Linked DNA regions of Mus musculus: region 1 is linked to region 2. A link is a loop called in an ENCODE intact Hi-C map of the cell type or tissue named here. Cell type or tissue: left cerebral cortex. All regions are shown on one strand. Links, peaks and the distances in the headings refer to the core of each region. The heading gives the core; the rest is flanking DNA. Region 1 overlaps Zfp712 (zinc finger protein 712). Region 2 overlaps Mterf3 (mitochondrial transcription termination factor 3).

Region 1 (2,928 bases), core at 294-2,793, 140 kb before region 2:
ATCTAGAGTGGTTTCTATTAATAAATTCCTACTAGTGCAAAAAGATAAGACAACTGTGGCCATCTTAATCAAGTATCCTGAATCAAATAGAGAAAATAGTCTAAATCTAATATATTATACTGAAGTCTGTCCTAGACCATGGATTGTTAGAGTGGTGAAAACTGTATATACATGAGACTTAATCCCATGAAGTTCATATTTTTCCTGCAAAAATATGTGTGTAATGTATTACTGTAGATTATTCCTACTCTTTTGTTTGTGAATATCAGAAATAGTCTCATGTGTAATTAGAAAGTTAATGCAACCTTATTAATAATCCAGTGCCTTTTTGCATGGGCCATGTGCCCTGTATGTTTGTGCCCTCTGACTGAAAAGGGCCACAAGCAAGAACTAGTTATTCTGGCACCATTTTATTTAGATAAACGCAGTAGTAGTTTCATTGCTGTGGAAAAAATAGAGAGGAGATGGACCACATAGGTGCTGGGAGACGGTAAGTGTATAGGACTGAGCATTCTTACAGGAGACAAGGAACAGTGGGAAGTGACTCATACCATCAGGTGGACCTGTGGACTACACTGGGGTCAGTGATAAGACCTTGCAGCCTCAAATATGCTTTTCCACAACTCAATTCCTCTCAAATGCTGTGAATTGACAATGTCAACCTTTTGCTCTTTGTGTCCTAAGACTGGCAATTCTTGGCTATAGTCACATATTTTCATTGAGTGTTTAAGGTTTAGGAATGTTGTTGGATTCTGTCTCATAGGTGGGATTTATGGTAGAAGGGTCTATGATCTGTGGTGCCTCCAGACTCTTTCTCTACATGCTTGTCCATTACCCATTACGTTATAGCACAGAAAGTTTTATATCTAGGAACTCTTTCCTGCAGCATGTGTCTTCCTTGGGCTAGCAATATATTTCTACAATTTTAATTCTTCCCCGAGCTCTAAAATGCCTGATTTTGTGTGTGTGCATGTGCACGCGTGCAGCTCACTTCATTATCTGCCTTTCCTTGTGCTACATTTACCATATCATAAAAATTGAGAAGGAATGGATAAATCTCTAGACACAGATGCCATGATACAGACTCAAGCTAGTGATGTCACTTAGTTGGTGGAGTGTTTGCCAAGTATGCATAAAGTCTTGGATTTGACTCCCAGTTCCCCACAAGTGATATTCTTCATAAACTAGAAAAAACAGTCCTAAAATTCATATGGAAACATAAGAGGAAAACAATTATCAAAGAGTCAAAGGAATCCTTGGCAGAAAGAGCAATGCTGTAAATATTATAATACCTGCATATTATATTATTGCAGAACTCTACTAACAGAGCCAACATGGTACTGCACAAACACAGACACGTATATAAGCCAGTGGAATAAGATAGAAGACCCATAATAAACCTGTTACTTAAACTTCTCAACTTTTGACAAAGCTGTCAGAAACATACTGCAAAAAGAGACAGTGTCTTTAACAGGTACTATGGGGAAAACTGAATTTCACATGTTAGAATAATATAGGAAATAGGCCCATGATTTGTCAATTGTGATTTTATGAAATTAAATAGTTTGACTAAAGTGAAGAGACAGTCTATAGAATGGGAAAAATCTTTGCTAAGGACACATCAAACAGGGCACTAATATTGAATATATAAAAAGTTATACAGAAATTAAGAAGGCCAAAACTAAGCCATTTATTTGATCAATAAATTGTCCAATAAATAGACATTTTGCAAAAGGAGAAATACAAATGTCAAGAAATACTCAGGATGTTCAGAATTTTTAACCATCAAAGAAATGCAGATTAAAACTACTTTAATATTCTCTCATCCCAGTCAGCATGGTTGAACATATGAATGGCAATATGTGTTTACAAAATCGTGTGGGAAAGAAGAAACCTCATTGATTGGTGGTTGCTATGTAAATGTGTAGCCTCGACAGAACTCAGTATGGAAGTCTCTTAAAATATGGAAAGTGAGAGAATTAAATGACCTAGTTCTACCACTCTGTTGTATTCTTGAAGGATTTTAAGACAACATCTTGGAGAGACTCTTGCCCTCTACCCCCCTTGCAACTGCATTATAATCAATGACTTCTATGTAAAGCCAGCATAGAGGTCCATTAACAGACACTTGGACAAAGGAAATATGGTCCATCTACACAATGGGTGGAATAGATATATTATGTGAAAGAAGTGAGAACTAACTGGGGTAAGAAAGGGAGCCAGCTGGAAAGGAGAAGGTTGTTCAAGAGGGCTGCTGGGTGTATCACTCTGTAGCTTTGTCACTGTGGTAAATGTACCCCTCCTCCACTCTGGTGCACAAGGTAGTGGCATAAGCTATGGACTCATACATGGAAGGTTTGTGTGCCTCAGGATGCTGAGTTTTAAAATAAGAAAAGTTAAGTTACTTATATTTTTTACTGAAGATTTGGGATGGAAAATGAATTCAATGAAAGAATAATGCCCTGTATATGAAGACGCCATGATAAAACCTATTATTTTTGTATGGTACCCTAAAAAAAAAAACAATTAAAATAAAACACGAAAGGAAACAGAAGTGGCACTATAGTCTTCTCACTATAGAAAAATGGGTATTGAGTCCATTGTGAGCTATGGAGATAAGTATGTGTGCTAGGGCTAGAACTCCTTGTCTGAATTGAATCACAAGTGTTTCTGTCTCGCTCAACAGAGCTATCTCTGAGTTTGTGGCTTAGTCACTTTTCTATTGCTGTGATAAGACACTTCGATCATGGCAACTTGTAGAAGAAAGGATTTATTTGGAGCTTACAGTTTCAGACTATTAGAGTCCATGACCATCATGGTAGGGAGCATGAGAACAGCTGGGCAGAAATGGTCCTGGAGCATTAGCTGAGAGCTAACATCTTGAAGACACTACCATCAGACAGACAGACAGACAGACAGACAGACAGA
Region 2 (2,928 bases), core at 217-2,716:
GATGGTCTTCAGTACATGTTAGACTCCTAAAGAAGTTGGTACTAATACCAATGAGAGAATGCCAAAGCAACAGGATAAACGCACTTCTTGTGATCTAGAGTAAGGGTAACAGACAAAACAAAAACAAAAGCTTCCTTCATCTAGGTCTTTTTATGTGGGCTGTTACTAGAAGGTGTGGCCTCGATTTAAGGTGGGTGTTTCCCCCTCAAATAATCTAAGAAAATTCCCATATAGGTGAGCACCCAGAAACTTTGTTTAGTTGACTTCATGTACAGTCAAGTTGACATCCATGATTAGGTGTCTCATGCTGTCTTTGAATTGTAAATATCTTTGTACTTTAGCCGTCCATCAGACTGTTAACAGTCTGAAGACACTGTGAGATGATGTCAACCTAGAACAAGACAGGGCCCTGTTCTCATGTTAATGATAACTTCACCACTTGTCTCCCCTGGGTCAGTATGTGTTCTCAGGCACACTACTCAGTTTACCTTATTACCTCAATCACAATTATCACTCATGACTTTTGGCATTCACCTCCAGTGAAACACCAAGACCACTCAGTCCTATCTTGACTATCTCTCACATCAATTGGACATTTCTCTCGATCTCCACCTGGGGTATTTTGCCTCTTATCCTGCCAAGATAACAGCACTATTCTCTATTGTTGCCCAGTCACAATCCTTCTAGAATAGACCAGTGATTCTCAATGTTCCTAATGATGTGACTCTTTAATACAGTTCCTTGTGTTGTGGTGATCCCCCAATCATAAAGTTGTTTTGTTGCTACTTCATAACTATAACTTTGCTACTGTTATGAATCGTAATGTAACTGTCTAATATATGGTATATTTGACATGTGAGCCCTGTGAAAGGGTCATACAGCCCTCTGCCAGAGGGGTTGGACCCACAATGTTGCAAATCTCTGCTCTAGACTCTCCTCTACATTGGGATTGAGCTACAGAGGTCTTGGCAGTTCCGTGAGCTAATAATAAACTAATGTCATTTCTGTGAAGTAGGAAAAGAACAAAGCTCAAAACATCTGCATTTCTTACATTGAGCATCTTAGTTAAGGCTCTGCACCAGGCATCAGACTTAGAGTCTGGTGCTTTCTCATCATGGGACTCAGACTCCTGAGATAGAAATGATCATGACACAGGAAGGAGTGATGCTAAAAACTTCACACCCAGCATCCTGGCTTCAGGTATAGATTCCTTCACCATTCAAAAGCCAGTGTGCCGCATTACTCCAGATTTATCCCAGGAAAGCATGAAAGTTACGCAGTGGGAATCATTTGAGAGGTTTTGCCATAATTATTACATGAGGCATAGAAAGTTTGAGTAATTTACCCAAGATTAGACACACAGTAGTATAAATGGCAAAACTATGACTCTAACCAGGTTGGCCAAACTCCAGGGTTCTGACTACTTAACTAATGTAGCATCTTCCTATAATTAGTCTGTGAAAGAAACCTATGTTTTAAGGAGGCAAAGTTTCTTGCTCAAGTTTGTCACATACTCTTAAAACTAGAGAAATGTTGTAGAGTGTAGGGCACCGGGCATGGGGGAATAAAAGGAGTGGGAGAAAACACAAATGCTCTTGGTGGGCAGACATGGGAGTATTGCCACACACTTTCTTCACCACCCCACGTGGTTGTCTGGCTGTGGGAAGCCACTGAACCCAGCCCGCCAGGGAGTGGACAAGGGACAGTCCTAGGTCTCTGGGCCTCACTGAGGCCAGAGATAACTGGTTCTCAGTCTTGGGCATGCAAGATGCCACTGGAGTGAGGAAGAGCTGAGAACAAAATGGGGGCCCCGGGGCCAGCTTGGTCATCCCCAGGACCGAAGGGAGGAGAGGGTGGGAAGGGGGGGGGGGCTGGGTGGTTCCCACATAGGCAAGAGTTCTTGGTCTGGTCCATGTGGGAGGTTAGACACAGCTCTTTAGGGAAAGCCTATCCCATCGTTCAAGCATGGCGGGCCTTGATGAGCAGAGACAGTCTGTGGTATTAGAGCTTTATTGTAGAAAGGCAGGGAGAAAGAGAGAAGGTAGGAAGAGGGAGATCTGCCATGACCACATGGAGAGAAGGGGGAAGGGAGGGAGAGAAGGATGGCTAGCTATGAGAGTAAGAAAGGTGAGAGTTTAAGAGAGAGAGGAGGGACCAAGCAGCTCCTTTTATAGTGGGCTGGGCTACCTTGCTGTTGCCAGGTAACTGTGGGAAGGAGCATACCTAGCTATTGTCAGGTAACTGTGGGGGTGGAGTCTAGCCAGAATGCCAGGACCTTGGGGTTTTATCTGAGTGACTGATAGTCACAGAATTACGGAGTTGGGGACTCTGTAGTGTCAGTACCTGCCTCTGTGAATGTGGTTCACTATTCAGTCCCTTGTAGAGTTTTCTACTGGGTCTCCAGAGAAAGCCTCATTCCACTAAAACAGGCTGCCTTTCATGGCCCCACATTAGAGTCTTTGTAGAAACTTCATGTATAGACTCAAAAGGATGGGCAAAGATATAATATTTAGTTAAACTTGGATTTTGGCTTGGCTAGATATAGTAATCTTATTTTCTACAATACCTGTAATCCAGAATTATTTTCAATGAAAATAATCTAGTGTGTATAATTGTGAGTCCTCTATAGAATTTCCAAAATGAATAAACTGCATATTAATTATAGACATGGTAATGCAAGTTTGTAATCAATCCTAGCACGTGGGAAACTAAGCCCAGAAAATGAAAGAGGTGAAGGCCAGCCTGGACTAGGCCGTAAGACCCTGTCTCAAAACCAGAAATTCTATCTGGAAACAGGTGACTCTGGATAAAGTGCTTGCCATACAAGTGTGAGGACCAGAGTATGGCTCCTTTAAAGCCATATAAAGCCCAATGCCATGGCACATATTGGTGATACGGGAGGCAGAGACTAGAAGCTCCTGGAGCTTA

Evidence for each region. Hi-C counts contacts between places; a loop is a spot of excess contacts. Peaks named below come from ENCODE experiments on the same cell type or tissue, not always from the same donor. Only the 100,000 strongest peaks of a DNase experiment are listed, where the experiment ranks them.
Region 1: a loop joins it to region 2, with 3 times the contacts of the local background. A loop is called at or near these places in 1 of 42 quality-filtered maps.

Annotation. Positions count from the first base shown.
Region 1 is chr13:67,056,040-67,058,967 of GRCm38, reverse strand. The region is part of intron 1 of Zfp712 (zinc finger protein 712); the gene reads left to right. Among named protein-coding and RNA genes, the nearest start is that of Zfp712, 3.7 kb to the left of the region's middle. In left cerebral cortex, for the core only: no CTCF peak of the experiment used is centred there; no DNase peak of the experiment used is centred there.
Region 2 is chr13:66,917,785-66,920,712 of GRCm38, reverse strand. The region is part of intron 4 of Mterf3 (mitochondrial transcription termination factor 3); the gene reads left to right. Among named protein-coding and RNA genes, the nearest start is that of Ptdss1, 14 kb to the left of the region's middle. In left cerebral cortex, for the core only: no CTCF peak of the experiment used is centred there; a DNase peak (open chromatin) is centred at 1,285.